2 separate regions of the Homo sapiens genome follow, and region 2 is linked to region 1. Evidence: chromatin loops called from intact Hi-C (ENCODE). Cell type or tissue: PC-3. All regions are shown on one strand. Each heading gives the region's core, and the rest is flanking DNA. Links, peaks and the distances in the headings are about the cores only. Region 1 overlaps UBAC2-AS1 (UBAC2 antisense RNA 1). Region 2 overlaps TM9SF2 (transmembrane 9 superfamily member 2).

Region 1 (16,594 bases), core at 8,290-16,289:
ACATTTGTTTTTCGAATTTTGTAAGCAATCTACAAGATTTAACCTTGATTATAAAATATAACTTCTGTAAGCCTTTTATAAACTTTATTAAGAAGTTGGTTAATGCTTCAAGAAAACCTTGCTAATCTGACACAGGAGTCCATGTACTGGTTTTGCATTAGTGTGCCCTTGACATTAATAATTAATTTATAGAGAAACAGAACTTATTTTATCTTTCAAAATCAGCCCTTACAATCTTAGGCGCCCACCTCTTCTGTGATAGTCCCTGGGCCCTGAGGAGTTGAATAGCTTTAATTTCTTGCCCTGTGTCTCAGGAATGCAATTTGTTTTGATTGGCATCTTCTATGGGGCCTGAAGATGAGGCTTTTATTGCTGTCAATGTTTAAGATTTAGCAGGACTTGGTGTCCTTTTTAGACCCAGGAGTTACAGCCTTGAAACTCAATGTAACAATGTACATACAGGAAGATACATGCATGTAATAACCTTAATTAAAAAAAAATTTTATCTCTGTTTTTTTCCTAAGCAAACCAAAACTTAATAATAACATGATAACTTGATTATATAAAAGTTTTTGTTTTTCTTTTTAATATAAATCCTCTTATTGTGACTTACACTGACTGTTAATGACATGATCAGACTTTCTGATTTGTTCTCAACATCCCTCCTTTTTAGATAACCAGTTATTTTATTTTAGGACTAAATTTACCATACAAGATTCTTTCTTATATAAAATTATTTCTCTTTAAGCTTTTTTACCTCAAAAAAGAAAACCTCCTTATTTTTATAACTTTCTTTACATCTCTTTTTATTCCTGGTGCCTTTCACCTTGTTTTATATATAACCTTTAAATAAGCTTTGAATTAGACAAAACTTGTTCACTTTTTTTTTTTTTAAAGGACACACTTTTTTATTTAGCAAGAATGTTTTCCCACAATATATATTTATTGGAAAATACCCAAATAATGAAATAGCTATTATTTAATTTAATATAACTTTATATTATAAATTATGATCAGTTTATCTACAAGTATTTATTCCATTACATTTATCTAAGTGTTTTATTTGTTTACCTAGATTATTTATGAAAACTGTGATAGTCATGATTTAAAGTTATGAAATCGCCATTGCAAAATTATAACTGAGACAGTGAAAAGATTTGACCTCACTGATTCCATATTGCTCTTAACCTCCAAGCTGTCCTTGTTCATTCCTGGGCGTAGGCCGAACTAACTTTGGGAGGAACTTAGTTTATAGTTTAGCTTTGAAACAAAGAGGGTAACAGTCCTTTCCCCAAAACAACCCTCCTTATTGTCTGCAGATCAGACTGCCTAAAGCCACAGGATTAGAAGTTATGGTAATCTTACTAAATTCAAGATAAAGCTATTTTCATTAAACTCATATCAATGTCTTCTTCATTAAAAATTACACAAGCAAAGATCATTCTGTTTTGGGCGGGGTTTATAGTTTTGTAACCCCTATGCCAAATTTGGCAGGGATAAGTATAAAATTGCTTGATTAATAAATGCAAACAAAAATGTATGCTGGGCAATTCTTAAGACATTTCTAATATTACTTTACCAATAATTTTAAAGCTAGCGTATTTATTAAAGATTTTACTTAAGTTACATAAACCTGAAAAACAATTTGACTAGTTTTTTCTTTTTTAGTATCTAATTCAAGCGCTTTTTTAAAAGCCAATTAATTAGAGCTCTCTTATATATTTTTAGTAGTGAAACATTCTGTACACAACACATAAATACATATAAAAACATATTAGGCATGCCGATGGAAGTACATTTTATAGATTTATAAAGTCCCCCCCCCCCCCCACCGCTTTCTTTCCTACCTTAGACTTTCAAATTCTTGATAACCTCTTTCACAGCCCTAGGCAGTTGTTAGCTAAATAACCTTAAATTTGCACATTAAAGGAAACAACTCAGGTGAAAAGCAAATAGCAAAATTTACATCATAAAGTACAAAGAGAAAAAGTCTGGTGATGCTAGAGAGAGGCACTTTTATTTTTCTTTGACCCAAGTTAAACATAAAAATTAGGGCCGGGCACGGTGGCTCACGCCTATAATCCCAGCACTTTGGGAAGCCGAGGCGGGTGGATCACAAAGTCAGGAGTTTGAGAACAGCCTGGCCAATATGGTGAAACGTCATCTCTACTAAAAATACAAAAATTAGCTGGGCGTGGTGGTGCGCGCCTGTAGTCCCAGCTACTCAGGAGGCTGGGCAGAAGAATCGCTTGAACCCAGGAGGTAGAGGTTGCAATGAGCCGAGATCATGCCACTGCACTCCAGTCTAGGAAAGAGTGAGACTCCGTTTCAAAAAAAAATTAAACTACACTGTTCCTTAAAAACCCAAGAGCAGCCTCTGATACAATAACTATTTTAGTTAAAAAAAAAAAAATCAGATGAAAACAAAATTCAGTCAAATAAGAAGAAAAAGAAAAAAAAAACTTTTGCTCAAAAAAAAGACAATGTCTTAGGAGACAAAAACAAACAAAAAAACCCAAAAACATGAAGGCCTTTTAAATACAAACATGCACACATGCACACACACACATGTTGGATGTTAGCCTTTTAATTAAGCTGACTTTTAACCATTGAGTTCCTTTACAAAAATTTTTTTAATCTTATTACCATATTTCAGCTAGGACAAAATGCTGCTAAACTAACATTGATCACACAAATTATATAATTTCTGAGTGTTCTTTGTGAAAGCAGAAATTAACACCAGCTGGTTGTTAAGTGCTAACTTTAGTCTTTTAAAAGGAAATTGCAAGACAATCTCAAACCAGTTTCTTTTTTTCTTTTTTTTTTTTTTTTTTTGAGACAGTCTGGCTCTGTCCCCCAGGCTGGAGTGCAGTGGCACCATCTCGGCTCACTGCAAGCTCTGCCTCCCGGGTTCATGCCATTCTCCTGCCTCAGCCTCCCGAGTAGCTAGGACTACAGGCGCCCACCACCACGCCCTGCTAATTTTTTTGTATTTTTAGTAGAGACAGGGTTTCACCATGTTGGCCAGGATGGTCTCGAACTCCTGACCTCGTGATCCGCCCATGTCGGCCTCCCAAAGTGCTAGGATTCCAGGCTTGAGCCACCGTGCCCGGCCTCAAACCAGTTTCTTACCTAGTGATGGGTCTCAGGCTGTAGACTACTCTCTGCCATCCTAGGAGCAGGAAAAAAAAAAACTCATCTTCCCTGTTGGAAGCGAGCTCAAACTACATAAAGGAGTTACCTGCCTTCTATCATCATGGAAGCAGAAAAACTTGCCTTCCTATTAGAAGCAAGTAAAACTAAAAATAAAAAAAAAAAAAAAGAGGAGTTGTACAGCAAAATAAACTTTAGATCTTGACCAAATTTTAAGAGATCAGGGATTCTCTGGAGGGGGTGCTCTCAAACCTCAGCAAATTGTCCTATTGGCTTGAGCCATAAAGTTAGCTCATGCTGCTACCAAGAACCAATAGATTTGTCAAAGGTCAGGGGCACCTCCACTCAGAATCCCCTCGTGGTTACCATAATGTGAACCCATAAAATCTGAGACAGGTCTCAGTTAACTTAGAAAGTTTATTTTGCCAACGTTGAGGAAGCCCCTGTGACACAGCCTCAGGGAGTCCTAACGACATGTGCCCAAGGTGGTCAAGGCACAGCTTAGTTTTATACACTTAGGGAGACATGAGGCATCAACTGATATATGTAAGAAGTACATTGGTTCCATCTGTAAAGGCGGGACAACTTGAAGCGAAGGCAGGAATACTCAAAGAGGGGACGGAGCTCCCAGGTCACAGATGGGTGATACACAAACGGTACGTTCTTTAGAGTTTCTGATGAGCCTTTCCAAAGGAGGCAACTCAGATATGCATCTATCTCAGTGAGCAGAGGAGTGACTTTGAATAGAATAGGAGGCTGGTGGCCAGGTGCAGTGGCTCGCGCCTGTAATCCCAGCACTTTGGGAGGCCGAGGTGGGCAGATCATGAGGTCAAGAGTTCGAGACCAGCCTGACCAACATGGTGGAACCCTCTCTGTACTAAAAATACAAAAATTAGCCGGGCATGGTGGCACACACCTGTTATCCCAGCTACTCAGGAGGCTGAGGCAGGAGAATCGCTTGAACCCGGGAGGCGGAGGTTGCAGTGAGCCAAGATCACGCCACCTCACACCAGCCTGGGCCACAGAGCAACATTCTTTCTAAAAATAATAATAATAATAATAATAATAGATCAATACTGATTCCTTAATTGTCACAAATATACCATACTAATGTAAGATGTTAATAAAAGGGGAAACTTAGTATGGGGTTTATGGAAAAATCTTCAAACTGTCTCTTCAATTTTTCTGTGAATCTAAAACTGCTTTAAAAGTAAAGCCTATTACCTATTAAAAAAATTTTTTTAGCCGGGTGTGGTGGCTCATGCCTCTAATCCTAGCACTTTGTGAGGCTGAGGTGGGTGGATCACATGAGGTCGGGAGTTCAAGACCAGCCTGACCAACATGGAGAAACCCTGTCTCTACTAAAAATACAAAATTAGCCGAGCATGGTGGCGCATGCCTGTAATCCCAGCTAGTCGGGAGGCTGAGGCAGGAGAATCACTTGAACCCAGGAGGCAAAGGTTGTGGTGAGCCAAGATCGCGCCATTGCACTCCAGCCTGGGCAACAAGAGCAAAACTCCATCTCAAAAAAAAAAAAAAAAAAAAGAAAAATTTTTTTAAAGTAGACTCCTGGGCCTCCGCTTCAGAATCTCAGGTAATGAGCCCCAGGACTGCACTTTAAACAAGTGTCTCCGAAGGTTCTTGCACACCCTAAAGTTTGAACACCATTTTAAGAATCTCAGCTGGGTGCCGTGGCTCACGCCTGTAATCCCAGCACTTTGAGAAGCTGAGGCGGGTGGATTGCCTGAGGTCAGGAGTTCGAGATCAGCCTGACCAACATGGTGGAACCCTGTCTCTACTAAAATTACAAAAATTAGGTGGGCGTGGTGGCGCACGCCTGTAATACCAGCTACTCGGAAGGCTGAGGCAGGAGAAACACTTGAACCCGGGAGGCAGAGGTTGCAGTGAGCTGAGATCACGCCATTGCACTCCAGCCTGGACAAGAGCCAAACTCCATCTCAAAAAAAAAAAAAAAAAAAAAAAAGAATCTCTGCACACTCTGCACAGAGTTAAGTTAGAAAGAATTGTTGCTGGCTGGGCGCGGTGGCTCATGCCTGTAATCCCAGCACTTCTGGAGACCGAGCCAGGCAGATCACAAGGTCAAAAGATCAAGACCATCCTGGCCAACATGGTGAAACCCCGTCTCTACTAAAAATACAAAAATTAGCTGGGCGTGGTGGCACATGCCTGTAGTCCCAGCTACTCAGGAGGCTGAGATAGGAGAATTACTTGAATCTGGGAGTGGGAGGCTGCAGTGAGACGAGATTACACCACTGCACCACTCCAGCCTGGCAACAGAGTGAGCCTCTGTCACAAAAAAAAAAAAAAAAAGGAAAAGAAAAAGAAAAGAATTGTTGCTTACAGAGTGGATGTGTGCCTATCCGTCTGCTGCAGGCCTTCCCATGGCATTGTTTTGATTGCCCTATGTATGTATCCACAGGAGCCAGCACTGAAGAATTGGGAGGTTCTTCAGCACAGTCCACACTCTGGGCTGCCTTTCTACAGCCTTCCATTCCCTGTGTTCCAGCATAAGGCTCTGGTGTGGCTCACCTCCAGGGGCAGTTATGTGCCCGTCAGTTTAGCACAGCCTGCATTCTTCCCCGTTGCTCCTAACACTTAGGGACTGTCATGACCATGTCTGTATTGTTAAAGTGTTGAACAAACCTGTTCTCTGTATCTGTGTCACCGTCAAAAGTGGAAAAATGCAAGGTAAATCAAGTGAGCCTGGGCCGGGCACAGTGGCTCATGCCTGTAATCCCAGCACATTGGGAGGCTGAGGTGGGCGGATCACTTGAGGTCAGGAGTTTTAGACCAGCCTGACTAACATGGTGAAACCCCGTCTCTACCCAAAATACAAAAATTAGCCAGGCATAGTAGCGCATGCCTGTAATCCCAGCTACTAGGGAGGGTGAGGCAGGACAATTGCTTGAACCCAGGGGGCAGAGGTTGCAGTGAGCTGAGATCGTGCCACTGCACACCAGCCTGGGTGACAGAGTGAGACTCTGTCTCAAAAAAAGTCAAGGGAGGCTGTGTTTCTAGAATCTGGGAGACGGCACACCTTTAGTTGTGTAGGTGGAGACTATCACTAGGTGACGAGCATGAAAGCGAAGTTCATGTGTTGATCGTTTGCACCAGCCTGCTTCCCTCCTCGATGGCGCCTGTGGGCATCTGAGTGCGCCAGCTCCCATTTGGACCTCAGGGCAGTGAGGGGTGCTGCACCCCCATTTGGACCTCAGGGCAGTGAGGGGTGCTGCAGTGATGATCAGGCCATAGGTGTATGCGGAAGGAAGAAGGTGGGAGAATGACTTCTTCCCCTCTGTTTTATCACCCCCTGGGAACGCCATGGAGAGTACCTCGACTCCGTAGAGAATTGGGATCCTGATGGAGCTAAGCCAGAAGCTGACTTTTTGGATGATCACACTGTTCTGGTTCTTTACTCCTAATTGCTGCTTTAGGAACAAACTGTCTCATGAGTATTCTGGCAGAAACAGACAGACTTGATTTTCAGAACCGTCTTTTCTTTTTTGCCAAGATTCAGAGTATGATTACTAAAATGATGATATTAATAGTAGCAAGCTCTTACTGCAGGCAGTACTTCTCATAGCTTTCACTCATCACACACATGGGGCCATCAGCAGAGGGGGCAGTGATGATGACCCTTTTGGCTCCCCCATCTAGGTGATCCCCAGCCTTCTCCATGCTGGCAAAGATGCTGGTGGCCGCCACAATATAATCAGTGCTGGCATGACCCCACTTGATTTGGGTGGGATCTCACTCCTGCGAGATGGTGATGGGATTGTCATTGATGGCAGGCTTCCCGTTCTCAGCCTTGATGGTGCCGTGGAACTTGCCATGAGCGGAATCATACTGGAACATGGAGACCATGTAGTTGAGGTCATTGATAGTGACAATATCCACTTTGCCAGAGTTGGCATCCCTGGTGACCAGGCCCCCAATATGGCCAAATCTGTTTTTTCTGGCCTTCACCTTCACCATGTTGTCTCAGGGACACAGCTGGCACTGCTCAAGAAGATGCGGCTGTCTTGTCAAACAGGAGAAGCAGAGACCCAGAATAATTATTTAAATGATACATTTTATCTTAAGAATTCAGGTGGATTTTTTTCCTTCTCAATCCAACCTGTGGGTTAATTAGCAGATTGTGTTAGAGTCTCTTTTCCTTTCCATTAGAAGTCTGCAGTCAGGGGCCAGACCCTGTAAGTTGTCATCACAAAAAGTTCATGATCAATGAATGCTATACCTCTATTTTAGGGGTAGAGTCTCACATACCATTTAAACTCCATGATGTAAAGATAATATGGAAAATTGGGGAGGATTCAAAAACATTAGAATGACCAAAGGGTTGGAAAGTTACAGAAATATTTAGTCTGGAGTAGAAAAGGCTGAAAGGTGTTTGCAAAATTCACTTCAAATAGATGAATAAAGGAATCAAGAGGATATTGAGCAGATGTTTTGGTTTTGTGGCTGATGGAGCAGATTTGGTTAAGGCCATTGCACAGAGCAGCTGCAAGGGACTAAAACTGAAGATCCTCTGTACCAGGGATCAGGGCTGCACCCAACAGTGGGCAGGTTTTAGTTGGAAGAATGGATGGCGCACAAAGGGAGTGGTTTATTAAAGGAAACCCACCCAGATGGACACGTGGACATCAGAACTATTTAAAATTAGTGTCAGGATTCCACCATTCCTGGGCACATTCCTCCCTCCTTGGAGTCAAGTTTCCTCGTGCAGGGTCCACCTGAGTCTCACTCTGTCTCCCTGTTGTGTTTGCACAGGGCAAACCCTCCTAAACCTGCTGGCTCAGAAAACCCAAGAGGTTATTATGTTGTGTCTTTTTGGACACTGGTGGGGGTACTCATTACTGAATAAATTCCCTTCTAAACAAATACTCCATCCCTAGCAGGCAGAAGGATATAAACATTTGGCAGATCAGCGCAATGATCTCACTTTAACATCTTAACCAACCCCAGCTTCTACAAATAGATGATATCATTGTAGCAATATAGGGCAGACTCTGCCAGCAGACTTTCTGAGACTCTCCTGGAACATAATTTGTCTTACAACACTTTTGGCAATCCCTTGGCCATGCTAGGGGGAGGGGTAGAGGGGAAGGAGAAGGGTGGGGTCCAGGGGTAAGAGGATAAGGAGATTAGGCAGCCTCATTTCCTTCTTTCCACTAGAAGGAGCCTCTGTAAAAGCTGAGGCTGCACCCACAACCTGGGAAAGGTGCAACCGGTCACACACCCGGTGACAGGCGTGTCAGCAAACCACAGAGCGTGGCGGAGGGGGAGGGCAGCCAGGCTAAGTGTCCAGTGTTTGTAAAGTCTACACTTCTGCACAGTAACATCCTAAGCCTTCACATTCACTCACCAATCACTCGCCTACTCACCCAGAGCAACTTCCAGTCCTGCAAGCTCCATCCATGGTGATGGACGGTGATGGGCTATTTCCCCAATGTAGAAAGCAGATTCAAAAACAGATTCAACAAAACATAGCAAGGCACCTGCCCTCTGCAGGTGGACCATTTTTAATCTTTTATATCATATTTTTACTGCACCTTTTCTGTGTTTAGATACACACATACTTACCATTGTGTTACAATTGCCTACAGCATTCAGTACAGGCCCATGTTGTACAGGTTTATGGCCTGGAAGCAATGGGTTATATCATATAGCCTAGGTGTGTGGTAGGCTACACCCTCCAGGTTTGTGTAAATACACTCTGATGTTTACATGGTAACAAAAATGTCTTGCCTGGGACTAGAGGTAGGAGAATAGGGAGATTAGGAAATTCAGGCTTACTGCCTTCTTTTCACCTGTAGGAGATGCTACTGGTGTCCCAACTGCATTCTCTTTGCCCACCCTGGAAGTAGTACCTAGCACTTCAGTGGCAATTCTCATATAAGCACCCATGTCTCTCTGCCTGAGGGCTTTCTCTGGATACAGGGGTGTGCTTGGCCCATGCATAGAGCAGGCTGAAAGTGCCCAGGGGCTTATAACCCCCAGGAGAATCTCCTACTTGTATCTGAAACTTTTGTCTCAGAGTCTGCTTTTGGAGAGACCCAAATTGAAACAGATGGCAATAATATGAAATATTTTTAAGAATCTGAGTGATGAAGTTTAATGAAGTTCTAATTCTTTTAAAGTGTCTCAAATGTTCTGTTACATTTTGTTACTTTGCAGTAATTGTTCCACTGCACTGAAATCCTTTTCACCCAAATATGCAGCTGGAAATACTATAATAAATAACACAGCTCCCATTTTAAAGGAGGGCAAAGCTGGGCACGGTGACTCACGCCTGTAGTCCCAGCCTTTAATCCCAGCACTCTGGGGGGCCTCAGCAGGAGGATCACTAAGCTCAGGAGTTTGAGACCAGCGTGGGCAAAATAGTGAGACCCTGTCTCTACAACAAATAAGATAATTAGCTAGGTGTGGGAGCATGCACCCTGTAGTCCCAGCTACTTGGGAGGCTGAGGCATGAGGATTGCTTGAGCCCAGCAGGTCGGGCTGCAGTGAACCATGATCATGCCCCTGCATTCCAGCCTAGGTGACGGAGCGAGACCCTGTCTAAATATATATATGTATATATCCCACAGTTCTGGAGGCTGGGAAGTCCAAGATCAAGGCACCAGCAAAGTCGGTGTCTGGTGAGGGCTGGCTCTGTTTCCAGCTGTGCCTTCACATGGTGGGAGCGCAGAACAAGTGCCCTCAGGCCTCTTTTATAAGGGCACTGATCCTGTTCATGAGAGCTCTGTCCTCATGACCTAATCACCTTCCAGATGACCCACCTACCAGCACCACTGTACTGTGGGTTCCCTTTCAACATATGCATTCTGAGGGACACAAGCATTCAGACCAGAGCAACATGTAAAATGGAATAGGCTCCAGACCTGAAAGAATACAAACAGGCTTTTCACCCACATAATAAGCATGTGGCAAGATAGTCAAAGGTGGTTAGAATCGAGAACAATCTGGTTTTTGTGCAGCATTGTCTGCCACTATTGGACCTCATGTGATATCTCCCAATTCATTGTCGACAACCAAAAATACCCTATGAATTTCCAAACTACTCCCTGCTGAGTAAACATCCAAAGTGAAAACTACTGGATCATTGAAAAGATTTAACTACTCTTTTCAAAGATTCCAGACCCACTTTCTTTCTTTTTTATCTTTTTCTTAGAGAAGGGGGTCTCACTCTATGCCCAGGTTGGAGTGCAGTGGTGTGATTATGGCTCACTGCAGCTTTGAATTCCTGGGCTCAAGCAATCCTCCTGCCTCAGCCACCCAAGTAGCTGAGACTACAGGTGCACACAACCATGCCTGGCCAGTTTTTGAAATTTTTTATCTGTAGAGGTGAGGCCTTCCTATGGTTTCCCAGGCTGGTCTCAAACTCCTGGCCTCAAGGGATCCTCCTACCTCAGCCTCCAAAATTGTGGGATTACAGGTGTTAGCCACTGTGCCCAGCCCTGTTTTCTAGTATTAGTTTATATGTATTATATGTTGAAAGTGGATTTGAAGCAGTGCAAAGTGCATCTGAAGCCTATTTTATCCAAGGATTGACCACCAACCCTAGTGATTATCTACTGATTTCCCAGAAGGCTGCTGCCGAGAATCTCTGGAGATTCGGAGATGGATTTCTCAGCCACAAAGTGGAACAGGATATCACCTCTATGCTGGGGGGACAGGAGATACCGTTTGTACACAGCTCGATACTTTGGAAGTTTGTGATTGTTTGTTGTTTTCGGCCTTCTCCACTACTTAGTAATTTTTAGGAAGAATTTCAGTCTATCTCAGCTATTCAGAAGGAGCACTGTACTAAAGGCAGGTGAAAGCAAGGGGAAGGTGGTTGTTCGGGATGCTTGGCCAACCATCTTCCCTCCTGCCTGAAAAAGACTCTCTCCTTTGACCAAAACTCCAGTCAGGCTTCTCTGAGTCCTCTGCTTGACTAGGCCCAATCTTGGACTTTTCTCTCTGTCCTTGCAGAGCCCAGTGTGAGCAAGAATCCTGCTAAGTGGGTCTAGTGAAAAGCCTCTACTCTTGGTTGACCACCCTTGTTATCTGATCTCCCTGGCCTGCCTTCAGCAGGAATCCTATCAGGTCTGTTTAGACAGAAACCCCCTTATCCTTGGGGCTTCCTCTTAGTAATTTTCCATGCGCTGCTTTCCACCCTGCTCCTTGATTATAAATCCCCACCTGTCCTTGGTAGAGTTGGTGCTGAGTTCAATTTCTCCCCACTGCAAAGCCCTGCAGTGCCCCTCTACCTATCACCATGGCCCCCTGGAATAAAGTCTGCTTTACCATCTGATATGGTTTGGCTGTGTCCTCACCCAAATCTCATCTTGAAGTGTAATCCCGAGGTGTCTAGGGAGAGACCTGGTGGGAGGTGACTGGAGCATGGGAACAACCATGCTGTTCCCATGATAGTGAGTTCTCATGAGATCTGATGGTTTTACAAGGGGCTCTTCCCCCTTCACTCGGCACTTCTCTCTCCTGACACCTTGTGAAGGACGTGTTTGCTTCCCTTTCTGCCATGGTCGTAAGTTTCCTCAGGCCTCCGCAGCCATGTGGAACTGTGAGTCAATTAAAACTCTTTCCTTTATAAATTACTCAGTCTTGGCCGGGTGTGGTGGCTCACACCTGTAATCCCAGCACTTTGGGGGGCCGAGGCGGGTGGATCACCTGAGGTCAGGAGTTCGAGACCAGCCTGGTCAAAATAGTGAAACCCTGTCTCTACAAAAAATACAAAATTAGCCAGATGTGGTGGCGGGCGCCTGTAATCCCAGTTACTAGGGAGGCTGAGGCAGGAGAATCACTTGAACCCGGAAGGCGGAGGTTGCAGTGAGCCGAGATAGCGCCAGTGTACTCCAGCCTGGGCAACAAGAGTGAGACTCCATCTCAAAAAAATGAAAAATAGGCCGGGCGCGGTGGCTCACACCTGTAATCCCAGCACTTTGGGAGGCTGAGGCGGGTGGATCACGAGGTCAGGAGATCGAGACCATCCTGGCTAACATGGTGAAACCCCGTCTCTACTAAAAAATACAAAAAAGAATTAGCCGAGCGTGATGGCAGGCGCCTGTAGTCCCAGCTACTTGGGAGGCTGAGGCAGGAGAATGGCGTGAACCTGGGAGGCGAAGCTTGCAGTGAGCCGAGATTGCGCCACTGCACTCCAGCCTGGGCAACAGAGCCAGACTCCGTCTCAAAAAAAAAAAAAAAATTAATTAAAAAATAAATCAATAAAAAAATTACCCAGTCTTGGGTATTTATAGCAGTGTGAGAAGAGACTATTGCACCACACTGAACAAGTGTCATGAATAATTTTTTCTTTAACCTTACCCACCTGGAGATTTTCCTGATGCTAAGACCTCAGAAATGCTGTTTTATTTTATTGAAGGAGGACAATGGCTTCACATCAGAATGAGCAGGATACAACATTTTGAAAGACACATTCCCTGTTTTTTATGGGCTCACCCTTTCACAGTAGAAGACAGAAACCCAATAACAGAGACAATGGCATAAGTATTATAAAGTAGGCATGCATCAAGTGTGATGACAGCACGAAAGAGGGGATAACTACTTCTGCCATTACAGTCTGGAAGAGGTATCATTTCAGCTGATATTGTGGCAAAGTATTTTACCCAGCAGAGGGAGTATCCACTCAATGATGTTCTTAAAGTACCTAGGTAGGAGTGCTAGGCAGCAAATGATTCTCTTAATGTGTATGTCCACACATTGTTATGTGTAAGTAGCCTTATTAATTTGGTTGTAAATAAAAGGTTGAGTAATAATAAAAATGAAATCACCAAATTCTACAATTTGACCTCAAAATATGCTGTAAGTTCTGATATTATTCCTACTTTACCTGGGAAGGCAGAGCGGTTACCTAGGAAGGTGAACTGTGGAAGTCCGCTGTGGATTGGGGATACCTGATCTCATGATGAGTCAGGCTTACCCTGACTCCTTCTGGGTCTCTCTGGTGGAGACAGCCCTTCACCTCTGCAAAGCTTATCCACGTGTCTGGTGATTTCCTTATAGCATACAGAGCTTTTAAGGTTTACAAACGTATACCTATTTCCCCAATGTAGAAAGCAGATTCAAAAACAGGTTCAACAAAACATAGCAAGGCAATAGGTGATTCCTAGAGACCAACAGATTGAGTTCTTGTAATAAAATCTAGAAAAGAGAAAAGGTGGAAATGTCAGCCAGGGCAACAGAAATGATATGCACCAGGAGATCCAGGAATTCATAGTAAAGGTCAGATGAGTTTCACAGGTGTAGGGTTTCCTCTACCTCTGCACTACTGACAATCCAGGCGGGGTAATTCTTTACTGTGGGCAGGAGGAGGGGGGAGGTTGGCCCGGTATTGCCAGATGTTTAGCAGCACCCTTGGCCTCAGCCCATTAGATGCCAGTAGCACCCTCTCCCCAGCACGTTGTGACACCCAAAAATGTCTCCAGATATTGTCCCCTGGAGGTCAAAATTGTCCCCCTGCGAATCACTACACTAGTGCATCTCAGACTCTAAGGTGCACACAAATTACCTGGGGTGTCTTGTTAAACGCCAGTTCTGCTTTAATAGGTCTAGGGTAGGGCTTGGCACTTTCTAGTGCAAACAAAATCCCAGGTGAGGCTGAAGCTGCCTGTCCACAGACCACACTTGCTCCTTAGAAGACAAATCTGCAGCCACCAGTTAGCATGTTCAGGTCCTCAGGATGCAGAGTAGATGTACAATCAAGGTATGGATCACTGCAGATACTTATGAGCAGAGTCTGGATGCCATACCATCTTGCATTTAGCTGCAAAGAATGTTTATAGAATTGAACGTAAGTGAAGGGTTTATGTTTTTTAAGCTTTAAAGCACTTTTTAATGTCGGTTCTCAAACTTTTTGGAATCCCTTTATTCTTAGAAATTATTAAGAACTACAGATCTTTAGTTTATGTGGGTTTATACCTATGAGTATTTACCATAGTAGAAATTGAAACTGAGAAATGTAAAAGATATATATGAAGTTCATTAAAAAAAATACCCATTACATATTAACATATCTAACACTTTTTAATGCAAAATTACTATACTGTCCCAAGCAAAAAAATATTGGAAGAATAGCACGGTTTAACATTTTGGCAAATGCATGCACGTATGTATGTATGTATGTATGTATTTATTTATTTATTTTGAGATGGGGTCTCTCTCTGTCCCCCAGGTTGGAGTGCAGTGGCACAACCTTGGCTCACTGCAACCTCTGCCTTTGGGTTCAAGCGATTCTCATGCTTCAGCTTCCTGAGAAGCTGGAACTTCAGGTGTGCACCACCACACCCAGCTATTTTTTGTACTTTTTGTAGAGACAGGGTTTCGCCACGTTGGCTAGGCTGGTCTCAAACTCTTGACCTCAAGTGAACCGTCTGCCTCAGCCTCCCAAAGTGCTGGAATTACAGGCCTAAGCCACTGTGTCTGGCGGGCAAATGTCTTTAATGTCTGGTTCAATAGAAAACAGCTGGGTCCTCATATATGCTTCTGCTTTCAGTTTGTTGGGATACATTGCTTTGGTTGAAGCATATGAGGAAAACCTGGCTTCACCTAGATACACCCCCACGGTTGGAAAAGGAAGCATTTTAATAGCCTTTCAGGTGATACATTATTTTTTGATACTATACGATAACTTAGCAAGTGGTAGTTTCTTAAAGGTTAATTGCAGTGAGGAATCTGAAACCATATGAATGAACATTTTGGACTGTTACACTAAAGTTTACTGGTGTATTTTATGGTTCAAATTAATCTTTTACCCACATAAGATTTCATAACATTATGCATCGGTCAACTGGAAAATCCAGTTATGTAGCTCTGTACAGTGGAAAATCCAGTTACGTAGCTCTGTACAGTTGTCCAATTGTACAATGGAAAACTCCACTATATACTTGAGAGAGTAGAAAATAAAACTAATGTCTTAGCATTATTATGAAAATAGTTTTGGACTTTGCATCCCCTTAATGGGTCAGGGTGTAGTCCATCAACAGCTTCTGCAAACATAAAGGACCTTTTGACTGTCGTTTTCCTGAAAAATAACTCGAACGAACCTAAAGGTAAATGTAAAATGTACTTCAAGACTGTGAAAATGGGCTGGGCCCAGAGGCTCACGCCTGTAATCCCAACACTTTGGGAGGCCAAGGCGGGCGGATCACGAGGTCAGGAGTTCGAGACCAGCCTGACCAACATGGTGAAACCTCATCTCTACTAAAAATACAAAAAATAGCCAGGGTGGTGTCAGGTGCCTGTAGTCCCAGCTACTTGGGAGGCTGAGGCAGGAGAATCGCTTGAACCGGGGAGGCAGAGGTATCAGTGAGCCGAGATCGCGCCACTGCACTCCAGCTGGGGAGAGCGAGACTCCGTCTCAAAACAAACGAACAAAACAAGACTGTGAAAATGAACTTTACGAATAAAGCCTAAAGAAGCAAATAAAAGTCATACTTTTGCCTTCTATAATCAGTGTTAACATTTTGGCCCACTGGAACCTCTCTTTGAGGGTAGGGACTGTGTTGATCTACGAATCACAGATTTAGCACACTGGCTGGCACTTATGAGCACTGAAAATGCTTTTTTTTTTTTAGTACTCCATAGCCTATCCCTTTCATTTAGCTGGGTAGTGTGGTCAATTTTCCCCATAACATGCGTTCTCACATAATTGCATGTATTTCTGGGGTACAGTGTGATGGTTCCATACATATACACATTGTGCAACCATCTAATCAGGGTAATTAGCACATCCATCACCAAAACACTTGTCATTTCTTTGTGGTGAGAATATTCAAAATCCTCTCTTCTAGCTATTTTGAAGTTAACATTATCGTTGAGTATAGTCATCCAAACGTGCAAGAGAATACCAAAACTTATTCCTTCTAACTATAACTTTGTGTCTGTTGACCAACCTCTCCCCATCTTCCTCCCCACTAACTCTCCTCTGTACAAGAATAACCACTCTTTTACTCCCTACTTTCACGAGATCAACTTAAAAAAAAACTTTTTAAAACGACTGCATGATATGTTTTCAGGCTCACACATTTAAAAACCGTGACTTTGGCAAAGAGTAACTTCATTCTGCTGGGGAAAAAAATTTAAATGGCCTGAGTCCGGAAGCTCGCCAGGGCAGAAGCGCAGGGTCGCTCCGCCGGGCTCGCCGGGCCGGGGACCCCCCAGCCACCCGCCACCACGGCGGGGAGGGCAGGGTGCTGACTCCAGGGACCACGACAGTCGGCCCCGGTGGTGGGGATTCCGCGCGGGACCCACGCGGGAACAAAGAGGCGGCTGGACGGCCCAGCTCTCCGCACCCGGAAGGACCTGTTCCACCTCTCCGGCTCCCGTACCCCTCTATCCGCATCTGAGTGACCAGATCCCACTGCAGTCAACAGCCCGCGGGGTAGCCAGCTTCGAGGGA
Region 2 (16,594 bases), core at 3,497-11,496, 320 kb after region 1:
CAGTCATAACTCATTGCAGCTTTGATGTGTCTGTGTAATTTTTAAGTAGTCAGGTTTTATATTTACTTCTTTCGTTGATATAGTCTAAAATTGAAATTGTATTTTTCAGGGCTTTGGGGAAAGAACCCTGGTAATTATCTAGGAGATCAGTTGCTGGGCATTGCTGATCGGATAACTCAGAGCTCATAAATAAGCATTTGTGAGTCCCAGCATTGCTTTTGAGACTTTTATTGTGCCTGAGTTAAGACTTCCCTTCTTCAGGAAGGCGCCACTGTGGACTGCTCTAATATTAAGGAGTTGAAGCTTCCATAGATTTCCTTTTTTATGGCCTCCATATCTCAAACCCTTTTGTGACTTGTCATTTGCCATGACCCTTGTACAGTCACATCTCTTCACTGAAATTTCTTTCTCCCTTGAAAATCCAGTTGTAAGTGTGGGGTGGGACAGATGTGATGATAGCAGAATAAGGTGGGAATAAAAGCAGAAACGAACTAGGAAATGGGAAAAAGTGTAGTCCTGTGGCATGGCCCGTGTGCCTTGTTAAAACAAAAAAATAGACTAGTTGTGACCATAGCTGGGATCAGGTATGGAACTGGCAGATTAGGACTAGAAATAAAATTGTACATTTAGGAGAGAAATTTAAAAGGAAGACTGTAGAGTTCTAAATAAAACCACTTCTATAAAACATTTCATAGTACAGGATTGTAATCAGTCTTGCTTTCTCTAAGTGACATAGGATTCTGCAACTTCCTTAAAATGTTTCATGTTGTCAAAATTTTGCATGCTTGAAATAACCTAGGTGGGGACAGTTTGAAAGTGGGAATGTGAAGCAAGTAAACCTTGAAGTTCTTTCTAGTCACATCAGTGATAATCTAGAGTCATCTGTCTCTATTTAAGGCAAATTTCTGGGAGGAGATGGACTTAACTCTTTTGGATGGTGAATAAAGATGTTTAGAGTGGGAAAAAAAAGGCAAACAAAACACACACACACACACACACACACACACACACACACACACCCCAGAGATTCAGTAGCTACTCCAAGAACATATAAATAAGTGCTGTCATTTTTTTTTTAATATATGCTGTATTAGGCTGTTCTTGTGTTGCTGTAAAGAAATACCTGAGACTGGGTAATTTATAAAGAAAAGATGTTTAATTGGCCCACAGTTCTGCAGGCTGTACAAGCATGGCACGGACATCGCTCGACTTCTAGTGGGAACCTCAGGAAATTTTTACTCATGGCAGAAGGTGAAGCAGGAGCAGGCATGTCACATGGTAAAAGCAGGAGTGAAAGAGTTTTCTGTTGAGCGAGATGCCACACTTTACAACAAGCAGATCTCACAAGGACTCACTCACCATCATGAGGGCAGCACCAAGGGAGTGGTGCCAACCCATTCATTAGACATCTACCCCCATGATCTAGTCACCTCCCACCAGGCCCTACCTCCAGCATTAGGGATTACAGCTTGACATAAGATTTGAGTGGGGAAAAATACTCAAATCTCATGTCCTTCTTATATTGCAAAATACAATCATGCCTTCCTAATAGTCTCCCAAAATCTTAACTGACTGCAGCATTAATTCAAAAGTCCCAAGCCCAAGTCTCATTTGAGACAAGGAAAGTCCCTTCTACCTATGAGCCTGTAAAATAAAAAAGCAAAAACAAGTTACTTACTTCCAAGACACAAAGGGGCTATAGGCATTGGGTAAATATTCCCAGGCCTTGGGCAGCTCCACCATTGTAGCTTTACAAGGTTCAACCCCCACAGCTGTTCTCACAGGTTGTTCAGTGCCTGTAGCTTTTCCAGGCACAGGGTGTAAGCTGCCAATGAATCTACTATTCTGGAGTCTGGAGGACAATGTCCCCCTTCTCACAGCTCCACTAGGCAGTACCCTGGCGGGGACTCTGAATGGGGCTCCAACACCACATTTCCCCTCCACACTGCCCTACTAAAGGTGCTTTGTGGGGGCTCCATCCCTGCAGCAGGCTTCTACCTGGGCACCCAGGTTTTCTCATCCTCTGAAATCTAGGCAGAGGCTGCCAAGCATTCTTCGCTCTTGAACTCTGTGTGCCTGCAGGCTTAACACCACATGGAAGCCACCAAGACTTACGGCTTGCATTCTGTAAATGGCAGCCCAAGCTGTACCTCAGCCTCTTTGAGCCATGGCTGGAGCTGGAGTGGCCTGAATGCTGGGATCCCAAGGCTGCACAGGGCAGTGGGGCCCTGGGTCTGACCTATAAACCCATTCAGTCCTCCTGGGCCTCTGGGCCTGTGGTGGGAGGGGCTGCTGCAAAGGTCTCTGAAATACCTTTGAAGCCTTTTCCCCGTAGTCTTGGATATTAGCACTTGGCTCCCTTTTAGTTATGCAGATATCTGTAGCATGCGGTTGCCCCACAGCCTGCTTGAATTTCTCTCCAGAAAAAACTTTTTTTTTCTTTGCCACATGGTTAGGCTGCAAATTTTCTGAATGTTTGTGCTCTGCTTCCTGTTTAAATATAAATTCCAGCTTTAAATCATTTATTTGACCCTTCAGCTAAGATAGGCTGTTAGAAGCAGCCAGGTTACCTCTTGAATACTTTGCTGCTTAAAAATTTCTTCTACCATATATACTAGGTTGTCACTCTTTAGTGCAGAGTTCCACAGATCCCTAGGGCATGAATAGAATGCAAGTCAAGCTCTTTGCTGAGACGTAACACGTGTGACCTTTGCACAAGTTCCCAGTAACCTTCTCATTTCCATCTCAGACCTCAGCAGCCTGACTTTACTGTCCATATCACTATCAATGTTTTGGTCACAACCATTTAAACAGTCTCTTAAGAAGTTCCAAACTTTGCCTCATCTTCCTATCTTCTTCTGAGCCCTCCAAACTCTGCCTGTTTCCCAGTTCCAAAACCAGTTCCACATTTTCAGGTATCTTTATAACAACACCCCATCCTCGGCACCAATTTTCTTTGTTAGGCTCTTCTTGCATTGCTATAAAGAAATACCTGAGACTGGGTAATTTATAAAGAAAAGAGGTTTAATTGGCTCACGATTCTGCAGGCTGTACAAGCATGCACCGACATCACTCTGCTTCTGGGGAGGCCTCAGGAAGCTTTTACTCATGGCAGGAGATGAAGCAGGAGCAGGCGTGTCATATGGTTACACAGGAGCAAGAGAGAGTGGGGGCAGGTGCCACACTTTACAAACAACCAGATCTCACAAGAACTCATTATCAGGAGGACAGCACCAAGAGAGATGGTGCTAAACCATTCATTAGAAATTCACCCTCATGATCCAGTCACCTCCCAGCAAGCTCCACCTCCAACACTGGAGAATACAATTTGACATGAGATTTAGACAAGGACATATATTCAAACACATGCGTTGTGTTTCCATCTGGATTATAAATTCTTTGAAGGCAAGTGTTCATGAATTTGTATTATTTTGTCATCCAAAATGTCTAGTATAGGACTTTGTGGGCATTAAATACATGTATTGGCTGATTGAGTTTCTCGTGGTCTTCAGGATCTGTTGTTGTAAATGTTCTTTGGTTTTCAAATATATTGCAAATTCTACTATTTTTTTCCTATTTAATAAATTGGCTTCTCCTGAGATCATCGTTCCTGCTCCTGGAACACTTTTCCACCCTAAATTTTACTTTTTAAATCTTTCTTATTGTTTTTGTTTGCCTTCTGTTGCTTTACAGTGAGACTAAGGTCTACTCTCAACTTCAAAGCCCTTTTTCTGGCTTTTAATTGTGACAGTTTTCAAAATTCAAAAAGTTGAAAGAGTAGTGTAATGATCACCTTTCACTCACCTAGACCACCTAGAATCAACAGTTGTTTACATTTTTTCATACTTGTCTTATTTGTGTGTATTTATGTTTTATAGGGGTGAATGTCATGACATCTGTGGCATACTTTCACATGGTTCAGCTTGAAGCTCTTTATTGAACTATATAAACTCCCCGGCAGTCTCATTTCCTTTCTTCCAATTTTTAACAATTGTTCCACTGACATATTAGGAGGATCTCATTCTTATGACACTTTTGAAATTTCTTTGTCTTGCTGCAAGAGTTGATATTTAGAGTTATTGCAAATGTAGCATATTTACAAATATATTGTAAATGGCTGTATTCTATATTCTGTGTTAAGGTTGACTTTAATTTTAATTGACTTCACATTCCTCAGCATGTGTGAGATGGTAATTCTTGAAATTTCAGATCCTCACAATTTAGAAAAGGAAGAATAAAAGTGCTGTGAAAGCTAAGATGAACTGAATATTCAAGCTGTGTTTGATTACTTTGCTGAACATCAAAAATAGGTCCATAATTTAGTGTTGATATCTATGATAGACTTTCTTACAAAAGTAGTGTGGAAAGGTGTCAGAAGAGACAAGAAGGAAGAAAAGTAGAGGAATAAAAGCATCAGAAATAAAAAGTTACGGTAGCAACAGTTGAGTTTACCTACTTTGTTTCTGCAGTCCAGCTTTTTAACTTGTTTCCTCGTGTTAAAGAAGCAAGGAATCCCTAGTTCATGAGGCTACTATCAGAATTGTGCGTGATAGTTATTATCTTCCTTTTCCCTAGACTAGTGGCCAGGACAAGTATAATGGATAGGCATTAATAAGGTTCAGAAGGCTGACTGTCTTAGTGTCCTTTAAAAACACTGGAATAGCCTAGTTGCACTACTTGGATGGATGGGAGACGAGAGGAAGGAAGAGCCTTTCACAGAAACCCTTATGCTGATAAACCTTTATTCAGACTCAGGAATGGCAGTTTCTTTAAGATAATAGATTACAGCTGCTATGTTTATTATTTGTTATAGTTATTGTGTGCCAATTATGGACCAGCTTCTGCGTGTACTGTTTTCTATTTTATTATGATATCATTCAGTTCCCACATTCAAAATTATTACTTGCCCAAGAGCACTTAATAAAAGTAGACCTAGGATTTGAAGTGAACCCAGCATTCTGATGATACATTCTTTCTAAGGAGAATTGGAAGCTGCTTCATCAGATCAGGAAGGGTTGACAAATAAGGTACATTTAATGGGTATTAGATATTAGATGAAATGCCAAACGTAGATGGATAAAAACTAATAACATGTAGATAAGAAAATGAGGGAGGAAAGGGTGTGAAAACCCCCCGTGGGCTATGTACTGAAATGGAATAAGAGTGATAGTAATTGGTTTAAATGACACCAAGTTTTATAAACAGAAGATTAACATGGTTTCTGGAAAAGAAGTTTTCCTGGTCTCTAGAGTTACTGGAAGATTTGCTGTAGTTTTAGAAGGAGCCAATGAGTTTGATTTCTAAAGTTTTGACAACATTGTTTTTTAAAGGTTAAAATGGAATTTAAAGGAAGTGTGGCTTGGGTTGGCTTAAGGGCTGAGTGAGGTGGAGTGAGAGAAATCCATGGGGAGTGCTGACAGTGGAGATTTCCAGGACTGGTGCTTGAGGCTAATTTGGGTTTTAAATTTAGAAAAGAGAATGCACATGAAATACTTTAATTTGCTAGTGGTACAAATCTCTGTATGTAGCATAATGTAAAGCTAATGAAAATATATTTTCAGAAGCTCTCTTCAAGTTATATGAGACAGCAAAAAGTAAATTAATTTGCTCAAGGACAAATTGAGAAAGTATATCTGAAGAGAAACAGTTACCATGTTTTTGAGATGATGAGCTCCAAGCTGTCAGTTTAGAACATAGGAAGGAAATAAAGAACTGTCCATGAAGAATTTAAGCTTCTGGGTAGAAAGGCTAATGAAAGTAACAGTGTTATTCTATACTTACATGAAACTTTAACATGTAAATCTTAAACTTTGCTGTAATTCTCTATGACATGCCTTTTAAGAAGGATATGAGAATAGGGCAAGGTCCTGAGAAGAGCAGCTGGCATGATCAAGGAGATAGGTGATTCAGAAGATTGAGACTCAAAGGAGATAGGAGAGAGTGCAGAAAATGAGAATAATGTTTTCCCTCAATCTTAGACTCTTAGAGCCAAAAGTTGTCCCATGAAACTTCAGAGAGGACATCATAAGCTAAGCAAAAATTTGTATTACTTCATCAATTGGGTAGAAATGGGAGAAACATTTACCCTAAATTTATATGCCCTGAGACAGTGTCCTAAAATTTTTCACATGGCCTCAGGCTTTCAAACTTTATGCCTTGTGTTCGACCCTCTGAGATTTGAATTCAAATAATAGTGAAAAATACCTGGAAAACAGTGCTGAAGGAAGTACTAGAATTCTAATCCAGCTTACTGCTTGTTTTTATAGGGCCTTCAGGCTAAGAATTATTTTTACATTTTTAAGTGGTTGGAGAAAACAAATCAAAAGAAGGATAATATTTAGGGATGAGTGAAAATTACATGAGAATAAAATATCAGTGCCGTAAGTGAAAGTTTTATTGGGCTACAGCCATGCTCACTTGTGGATGTAGTGTCTACGGCTGCTTTTGCACTACGGCAGTGGCAGAGACCCAATGTCCTGTAAAGCCTAAGACATTACTCTCTGGCCCTTTACAGGAAAAGTTTGCCAGCCTCTTGGATAGACTAATAAAATTAGCGTCATTTTTCCAGGAAAAGAAAAGATTGTAGTGGCTAGAGGAAAAATGTTAAATAGATGAAGAAACACTGTATACAGTCATGAACCGCATAACGTTTTGGTCAACGACAGACCAGTGGCCTTATAAGATGATAATGGAGCTAAAAATTCCTATTGCCTAGTGACATCATAGCCATTGTAACATCACAGTGTAATTACCTTATTTTTAAAAAATTTAGCATAGCCTAAGTTTACAGTGTGTAAGTCTACAGTTGTGTACAGTAGTGTCCTAGGCCTTCACATTCATTCACCGCTCACTCACCCAGAGCAGCTTCCAGCCTTGCAAGTTCTATTCATGGTAAGTGCCCTATGCAGGTGTAACATTTTCTCCTTTTAGACTGCATTTTGATTGTACCTATTCTATGTTTAGATGTGTTTAGCTACACAAATACCATTGTGTTAACAGTTGCCCACAGTATTTAGTACAATCCCATGTTGTTTAAGTATGTGATGGACCACACCATATATATACCCCCAGGTGTGTAGTAGGCTACACCATCTAGATTTGTGTGGGTATGCTCTGTGATAGTCCCACAACAAAATCCCCTAATAACACGTTTCTCCAAACACATCCCTGTCGTTAAGTGACACATGGCCGTAAAGGGTGCTGAGCATCATGCTGTTCTTTCCCGTGCTGTTCTTTCTGTTTCTGGTCTAACACAGAGGCCGTTAGCCTCCTGGGACTATTTACATTTAATTAAATACAACTTAAAATTCAGTTCTTCAGCTACATTGACTGCATTCCAAGTGCCCAATAGCCACATGTGGCTGGTGGCCACCATATTTGAAGAACATTTCCATCATTGCTTAAAACTCTGCTGGACATGGCTATGTAATAGTAAATACGGTACTTTATGCCAGGTGCTGCTCTTGAATCTTCTCAAAAACTTCTTGAAGTAGGGATTATTATCACTTCTGTTCTACAGATCAGAACGTTGAGGAACAGGGAAGTGAAGAAACTTGCCTAGAATCACACAACTAGTGTCAGAGGCAGGATTTAAACCCACACAGCCTAGCTTCAGAGTCTTGCTTCTTAATCATTTCGTGCTGAGAAAGGTTGAGAGTGAGGAATACGCTTAATTGTAGCAAGAGGGACATGGCTTATGTGTTGACAGTGCTGTACAGATTTTGAAAAACAAAACATAGAAAAGTTGTGTAGAGTATAATAGCTGCATTCCTTCCTAGAAGGAAATCGAGAGATAGGAACTGGACTAGTATTTTGGAGACCCTTCAGTCTTCTTTATGTTAAATGGATCATTTGAATTCTGACATATCTTCATAGCAGTGTTGACCCTTTCTAATTAGTGGAAATTATTTTGGCAAAGGAAGCCATTAAATGGGAATTTTGTCTTCACAACGGTTGTATGTATTTGTGTTAATTCAAGCATGCTGTATTGCTACAATATCATGTCCTATTACCTTGTTAGCTGTGTTGAAGTCTGTGTTGCTGTTGCATTATAATTTCACTTGAGTAGAGGTGTAGGGGCCACATATGATGCTGTTGTCGGTATTACATGCAAAGGCTAATGCCCTCTGTTGTATAGCATGAATATTGGGTGAGCATTTTAGTGGATGAACACTTCCCTCTTCTGAATATTACTAAATTTATTTGGTTTTATTTTAACAAATGCATAGCATTTCATGTGTCAGGCACTATTTGGAGTACTTTGTAAACGTTAACTTATTTAATCTCCCTATCCCTATGAGAAATACTGGTTTTTTTTTTTTTTTTGAAACGGAGTTTCGCTCTGTTGCCCAGGCTGGAGTGTAGTGGTGTGATCTTGGCTCACTGCAACCTCTGCCTCCAGGGTTCAAGCAATTCTCCTGCCCCAGCCTCCCCAGTAGCTGGGATTACAGGTATGTGCCAATACACCCGGCTAATTTTGTATTTTTAGTAGAAACGGGGTTTCGCCATGTTGACCAGGCTGGTCTCAATCTCCTGACCTCAGGTGATCCGCCCGCCTTGGCCTCCCAAAGTGCTGGGGTTACAGGCATGAGCCACTGTGCCCAGCCGAGAAATACTGTTATCCTCATTTTGCAGTTAAGGAAACTGAAGCACCCATGAAGCACATTTGACCCATGTGGTCAAATGTTTAATAATTTGACCACAGTCACACAGTTAGACAAGTGATGGCCCCGGGATTTGAACCCAGGCAGTTTGACCACAGAACCTGTAATCTTGCCTGCTGTGTTTTGCTGCCTTTCTGGTGGCAGTGGACTATTGATTTGTTTTGATTGTACACCAACCGTCTCGTCTTGCTTTGGGGGATGTTAGCAAGTGTAGAGGACTGTTGACAGCACTAGTAAGTGAAATCAAAATGACAAGTGTGGCTCCGTGGCACTCCCAGAAGCCTCATGACTAGTCCAAAGGCAGTGTACAGCTCTAACTCTATAAAATAAATACTTGTCCCAGCTGAACAGCTCTTAATCATTTTTTGATTAGCACCAAAGGTACTTCAGGGCACACGTGACTTGCTGGCTTCTTCAGCTAGTAAATTCTGTCATGAGTAGCCTGAGCTCCTTTTTTGAGAGGGTGGGTCAGTGTTATGGGTCCTGTAGGACTTCAGCTACACCTGGGAGAAATTTTGGAAGCTTCAGTAGGAAAGTGTAGCTTAAAATTAGCCTATATTTCCCAGGAAGTTGATACAGCTTATCTCCCTCTACCCTGTTGTTGAGCTTGATCTGGTCATTGCCACCTTCTTCACTGCTACTACCTTGTAGTTCAGTGTTCTTAAATTGATGGAAGAGGTCCTTCAAAGTTAGACCATGTGGTCATTGGCTATCCCTGTGTGTTTAAGAGTACATGTGCATGGAATTGTATTTCCAGTATAGTTAATCTAGAAATTTCTAACCAACTTGGCAGCATTTCTTGGTTGCTTGCTGTGAAAATGCTAAAAAAATTTGTTTAAAAATTTTTGTGCTGCAGAGTGTAATACCAAATTTGGAAACCAGATTTTTAAAAACAGCATCTATATTAATATGATAAATGCTTTTAGTTAAAATATCTTATTAATTTTTTAGAAAATTTAGAAAGCATTTAAAAACTATTGGAGACATTTGCAACTCTGAAAATTATTTGTGTATTTTTAAAATTAATTATTTAAAAAAATTTTAAGACACAGCCTTGCTCTGTCACCCAGGCTGGAGTGCAGTGGCGCCATCATAGCTCACTGTAACTTCAAACTCCTGGGCTCAAGTGATCTTCCTGCCTCAGCCTCACAAGTAGCTAGGAATACAGGCTCATGCCATTGTGCCCAGCTAATTTTAAAAAATTAAAAAAAAATTTTTGTAGGAACGGGGTCTCGCTGTATTGCCCGGGCTAGTCACAAACTCCTGGCCTCAAGTGATCTCCCACCTCAGCCTCCTAAGGGGCTGGCATTACAGGTGTGAGCCACCATTCCTGGCCTTACTTTGGTATATTTTAAATGTATATAAATCCAGTCAGTGAATGGATTTGTAAGAGAATTGTTTAAAGTTGACTGGAATTATAACATTTTACATTTCAGACATGTCAAATTCTTTTTTAATTCTAAGCATGACTTAAGGCTTTGTGTCCTGTTGTTTATATTCTAATTTTGTGTTTCCTTATTTTCAGGCCGAAATAGAACTATTTGTGAACAGACTTGATTCAGTGGAATCAGTTCTTCCTTATGAATACACAGCGTAAGTTTTTCAGCTTGGCTTTTATATAAAATTTTATGTGACTCATCAGAATTTTGTACATTGAGAACTTTGTTTTCTCACAGTTATGGACAAGCCTGAAAATATTTTTTAAGGTGTACTCTTCCAAGGTGTGGTTAAAAATGTGATCTTTTTTTTAATGTTTCTTTGTAATACAACAGAAGCACTGACTAAACAATGGATTTCTTTTTTTATCTGACTAAACAAAAAGCTATTTTGTTTTCTTAACATTTTAAAATTATAAATAGCTCCACATATTTTTAAACAAAATTTTTATGTCCCACATAATCAGTTCCCAGAAATAACTACTTTGATGTCTACCTCCACATTTTTTCTCTGAATAAATAGTCTAATCTATATAATCACATTTATACATTTTTGTTTTAAACAGAAGTAGATTCATAGTATTTATTTTTATTTTTATTTTTTTGAGACAGAGTCTCACTGTATTGCCCAGGCTCAAGTACAGTGGCGCAATCTTGGCTTGCTGCAACCTCTGCCTCCCGCGTTCAGGCGAATCTCCTGCCTCAGCCTCGCAAGTAGCTGGGATTATAGATGCATGCCACCACGTCTGGCTAAGTTTTGTATTTTTGGTAGAGATGGGTTTCACCATGTTAGCCAGGCTGGTCTCAAACTCCTGGGCTCAAATGATTCACCCACCTTGGCCTCCCAAAGTGATGGGATTACAGGCGTGAGCCACTGCACCTGGCCCATACTATTATTTTTGATTGGCACCTTGTTTTTCTCATTGAATACATTGTGGGCATCTTTCCATGTCAATACATAGCTACCTCACTCTTTTTAGTAGCTGTTATTATTTCCATTTTAGAAATTGTATAGATTCCATGTACACTTACTTTCACTAGTTTCCTATTTACCAACATTTGATTATTTCCAGGTTCTTTGTTTGCTTTTGAGACAAGGTCTTGCTCTGTTGCCCAGGCTGGAGTGCAGTGGCACGATCATGGCTCACTGCAGCCACAACATCCTGGGCTTAGGTGATCCTCTCATCTCAGCCTCCTGAATAGCTGGGACTACAGGCGTGTGCAACCATGCCCAGCTAATTTTTTTTTTTTTTTTTTTTTTTAATTTTTTGTGGTGATGGAGTACCACTCTGTTGTCCAGGCTGTCCTTAAACTCTTGGGTTCAAGTGATCCTTACACCTTGGCCTCCCAAGGTGCTGGGATTACAGGCATGAGCCATTGTGCCTGGCCCAGTTTTTTGATATTGTGAAAAACGCTGCATGAATATCCTTTATTCATTTGACCATTGTATACCATATTGGGTCTAAAACTGTTGCTAAAATTTAGTTTAATTTCTCAGCTGTTTAAGAGTTTTAAAAGAAAATAGTTTGCTGTAGAGAAAAGTATACACAAAAAAGTTACGACTATCCTAAAGAATTCATATATCTAAGTATGTCTAAGAAAAGAATACAGAAGACATGAATGGGTAGACTATAATTCATCTAATTATTGGATACTTAAATTTTTTTCCAGTTTTTGTTTTGTTAAACATCTTTAAATCTTTGTGGATATTCTTAGGAAAAGTCAGTGGATCTGTGGAGAATCTTCATTTGGGAACTTCCCAGCCCCAGTTTTTTTTTTTTTTTAATCACCAGAGACCCACCTTCCTCTTTAGGAATCTCACTAATCTGTTACTATTACTGTACTGATCTCAGATATTCCCCATATCATTCCAGAGTGAGCACAGAACTGCCCTTTAATTTTCTGTGGCAAAGCTGAAATTAAGCTGTAATGTTTAAACAGAACTTTATTAAAGTTGGTTAGTAATACAAGGGAATTACAACACAGGGAATCTTATAGGTGACTGACTACATCTTCTCCACAGCACTCTTCACAGAGGGTCTTTTTAGCCATGCTTCACATATTGGGATGTGTTGGCAAGTGTACTGAGATGAGACAACTGCAGGTAGACTTGACATACATTACTGAAATGTCATTTTTAATTAAAGATTTGAATTAGATAATAGCAAGGAGATAAGTTATGCAAAATTTGCTTGAATAATAAGGATCTAAATAATTTTATTATTGGAGTGAACAAAAATGAATTATAATGAGTCAATTAAAAGATATTGTAATATGCATTCTAATAAGAGAATGTTATTTAGAAAAAAATATTCGAAGGCATAATTTTAGGTGTTTTGTTTTTTTATGAGGAGAGATGTGGTACATAGGACTTGGAGTATGGATAGATTTCTTACTCATCTACTAGAGCTGCTACAATGATCAGTACCTAATCTGCTCTCAAGATTGGCTAGGTGTTTGATATTTCATCGTTCCCTTTTATGTGTAAAAATTTAAATATTCTTCTCCCAGGTTTGATTTTTGCCAAGCATCAGAAGGAAAGCGCCCATCTGAAAATCTTGGTCAGGTACTATTCGGGGAAAGAATTGAACCTTCACCATATAAGGTTTGTATTTAGTGTTACATAATAATTATTTACTTACAGCTTTTGTTTTTGTTATTTAAGAAAAGCCTGAGATAACTCAGCTATCATTGCTAAGGAGGAGTTCATTTCTCTTTTTCATCTAGGAATAGGTTCTTAAAATCAAAGTTAGAAGGATCCTTCTCCTTCTCACAGTGTGTCATTGATAAGTCTGTCTTAATGAACATTCACGCAACTAATGTTAGGAATGTTAAGACGGTGGCTTAAAGGGCAGGGCTCAGATGCTCTGCCTCCTTTACAGAGGGTCCTGAAACCCGGGTCCTGGAACCCAGCTTCCAGTCATGAGAGGTTGTCTCAGCTGCTCTGTGTCTCTTTCCCCCTGTTTTCCAGCAGTATCTAGAGACACTCTCCGTTAGCACGTACAATGCTGCCTGGGCTCCCGCACTGGGATTTTTGGAAGCTAATCTTTCTTTTTTTTTTCCAGACAGAGTCTTGCTCTGTCGCCCAGGCTGCAGTGTAGTGGTGAGATCTCAGCTCACTGCAACCTCTGCCTCCCGGGTTCAAGCAATTCTCGTGCCTCAGCTTCCCGAGTAGCTGGGACTATAGGTGCATGGCACCATGCCCAGCCAACTTTTTGTATTTTTAGTAGAGATGGGGTTCCAACATATTGGTCAGGCTGGTCTCAAACTCCTGAACTCAAGTGATTTGCCCGCCTCGGCCTCCCAAAGTGTTGAGATTACAGATTTGAGCCAGTATGCCTAGCCTAACCTTTCTATTTTGATGTATTTGGAACATCTTTGGTACATTTTTCGAACACCAGTTAAACCAAACTAAGCACAATATAAGGTATTCTTTTCAACATATGTACTTCATCATCTCTCAGAATTCTTTTGCCTTTAAATCTGTTATCTTTTAAGCCTATTATCCTTCCACATTGCATAATCCCTGTTTGTTTTGTATCTGTTCTCCTACTGTACAAAGAACAATGGTCTTTTGCTTTTAGAAACATTAAAGTAGTTTATTATAATAATGTATCACCATATAAAAAAATTAAATGATGCAAAAGAATAAATAATAATAAATGTGCAGTTCCACTTCACAGTTTGTTATTAAAATTTCCTGAAAATTTTCATACACCTATAAGCTTACATTAAATAGATTAGATTTACTTATTTGTTTTAACATACTATATGCCACACTTTGCATTTTTCCTTTAACTCTCTACCATGGGCATCTGTCCACATGAGAATGTGTGTTCTGATGGCTCTAACTTGACTCCAGGTGTTATTCCCCAGCCCGACAGCTTCCTCTCCTGGCTTCGCGTCTCTGCTATGTCTTAGACCTCATCCATAGCCACCTTCCCTGCTTTCTCACGAGGCACCCCCATCTCCCTCGACATTTTATTACATGGAGCACAACATTTATTATCTGTCCAGCAAATCCCGAAGCCTAGATTCATCTCACCAACCGTCTTACTCCCTCCAGCACCTGCACCTACACTGTGAAGCCCTGGGGGAAAAGAAACATCACTGTGCAAATTTAATCCACTACAAGTTGATTGGTTTTGACTGTAAATATATCCTCTTCAAATATTCTTTTTTTTTCTTTTCTTTTTTTAAGAGATGGAGCCTTGCTCTGTCACCCAGGCTGGAGTGACGTGGCACAATCATAGGTTACTGCAGCCTCAGACTCCTAGTCTCAAGTGATCCTCCTGTCTCACTCCCCTGAGTGGCTAGGACTACAGATGCATACCACCACATCCAGCCAATTTTTAAATTTTTTATAGAGACAGGGTCTCACTCTGTTGCCCAGGCTTGTCCTGAACTTCTGGCTTCAAGCAATCCTTCTGCCTCAGCCTTCCAAAGGGTTGGGATTATAGACATAGACGTGAGCCGCCGTCTGACGCCTTTCAAATACTTTTTTTTTCTTTTTCGAGACAGAGTGTCACTCTATTGCTCAGGCTGGAGTGCAGTGGCAAGATCTCAGCTCACTGTAACCTCCGCCTCCTGGGTTCAAGTGATTCTCCTGCCTCAGCCTCCCAAGTAGCTGGAATTACAGGCGTGTGTCACTATGCCCAGCTAATTTTTGTATTTTTCGTAGAGATGGGGTTTTGCCAAGTTGGCCAAGCTAGTCTCAAACTCTTGACCTCAGGTGATCTGCCTGTCTCGACCTCACAAAGTGCTGAGATTACAGGCATGAGCCACCATGCCCGGCCCCTTTCAAATATTCTAATCTGAAATTGTCTACCCTAAAATTGCCAGTAACTTTTAAAGTTTCCTAAACACAGTAGATTCAAAGGCCTAATGGGATGAAGTCATTGAGGAGGAAGGAACTCAAAGTGTATGGACATGGGTGCCATTGAGCAGGGCAGGCATGTAACTTGCGAAACACCTCTTCCCTCTTGGGGTATTTGGAAGATTACTTTGAATGGTATTGCATTCTTCTTATAGCAGATGACTGTTTTCAGGCATGCTTTTTAAATTTTACAATCTTAAATATTCCAGCAGCCTCTCAGCCCCATCTCTCTACTTATGTCTTGCCCTTGAGAAATGATGGGTGGGAAGAATATCAGTAATGCCCTTAGTGAACTGGGAAGACAGCAGGAGTCCCTAGCAGGAAACAGAAGGAAACCCAGCAAAATACTCAAACCCATGGGGAGGTGTTGCCCTTTGGGGCAGACTTTGAAGGCAGGTTACTCCCCTTAGTAGGATGTCATTGGGCACATTTCTGTTTCTGTGCAAGGACTGTTCCTTGCTCATACACAGGACCCTTTTTGGGGCCTAGTGCTTTTCAGATTTAATCCTTTGTTGTAGAAGTTGAGGTTAAATATAATAAAAGGAGAGCTTTAGAATGGAGAAATTGTGTACCCAACATTTTCCCTGAGTCTTCTGGAATGTTTCAGGATCCATATCTGTACTAAAACAAATTCTCTAAGCCCCAAACTTAAAGGGACAGAGCAGGCACATTTTAAGGCCAAGGTGTAAGCCAGCCATAAATGTATTGACCAACATTTTTCATTTCACTATTGATTCTTTATTTTCAAGGATTTTTATCTTTATGTATGTATTTATTTATTTCTTTTTTGAGTCTCACGCTGTGGCCTGGGCTGGGCCACGGCTCACTGCAGCCTTGAACTCCCAGGCTCAATAAATCCTCTCACCTCAGCCTCCTGAGTAGCTGGAACTACAGATATGCCCACCATGCCCAGGTAATTTTTTTATTTTTTGGAGAGACAGGGTCTCACTATGTTGCCCAGGCTGGTCTTGAACTCCTGGGCTCAAGCAATCCTCCTGCCTTAGCCACCCAAAGTTCTGGGATTATAGGTGTGAACCACTACACCCAGCTTTATCTTATTTTAGATCTGCTGTAAAAACTGAGGTAACAACCAGCAACAAAATAAAATCCCAGTCTGCTTTGTCGTCTTTTATATTTGACTTCTGTTTAGGTCAGGAAAACAACAGTGCAAGACATTGTGTGTATTATGTGAAGCTGGAACCACATTTCATAGGACCATAAAATCTCATCTCAGATCTAAGCACTCATATTCATTCACTCAGTTAACACATTTGCTCAGTACCTTTCATGTGCCAGGCACTGTGATGGGATACAGCAGTGAGCAAAACAAAAATCTCTGTCCTCATGGATCTTTTATGCTGATGGGGAAAAGGAGACAAAATAAATTACCAGAATATATGTTTCAATTACTGAGGAAAGAACTATTGAAAATAAATCTGTGAAGGTGTGTGGGGAATTTCTAATTTTAAATAGGCTTACTGCAAAGGTGGATTTAAAATCTTAAAAAAGCCTTACCGAGAAGGTGACATTTGAGCAGAAGACCTGAAGCAAGTAAGGGAGTGAGCCATGTGAATATGTGGGGGAGGTGTTCTAGCTGAAGAGAGGCCCCAAGGTGTGTA

Evidence for each region. A loop is a pair of places that touch in the nucleus more often than their neighbours do. Peaks named below come from ENCODE experiments on the same cell type or tissue, not always from the same donor. Only the 100,000 strongest peaks of a DNase experiment are listed, where the experiment ranks them.
Region 2: it touches region 1 in a loop (4-fold over the local background); 12 of 110 quality-filtered maps call a loop at or near these places.

What each region holds. Positions count from the first base shown.
Region 1 is chr13:99,183,843-99,200,436 of GRCh38, forward strand. UBAC2-AS1 (UBAC2 antisense RNA 1) reads right to left here. Exons shown (of 2, transcript NR_036531.1): 1 at 16,524-16,594; 2 at 12,532-13,960. It also overlaps the pseudogene GAPDHP22. Among named protein-coding and RNA genes, the nearest start is that of UBAC2-AS1, 8.6 kb to the right of the region's middle. RefSeq lists an enhancer at 15,985-16,594 and a silencer at 16,271-16,400. In PC-3, for the core only: a CTCF peak has its summit at 12,816; DNase peaks (open chromatin) are centred at 13,129, 13,459 and 14,999; H3K4me3 peaks cover 4,280 bases; H3K27ac peaks cover 4,249 bases.
Region 2 is chr13:99,507,426-99,524,019 of GRCh38, forward strand. It overlaps TM9SF2 (transmembrane 9 superfamily member 2), which reads left to right. Exons shown (of 17, transcript NM_004800.3): 2 at 10,189-10,256; 3 at 12,611-12,704. Among named protein-coding and RNA genes, the nearest start is that of TM9SF2, 14 kb to the left of the region's middle. In PC-3, for the core only: no CTCF peak of the experiment used is centred there; no DNase peak of the experiment used is centred there; H3K27ac peaks cover 2,539 bases.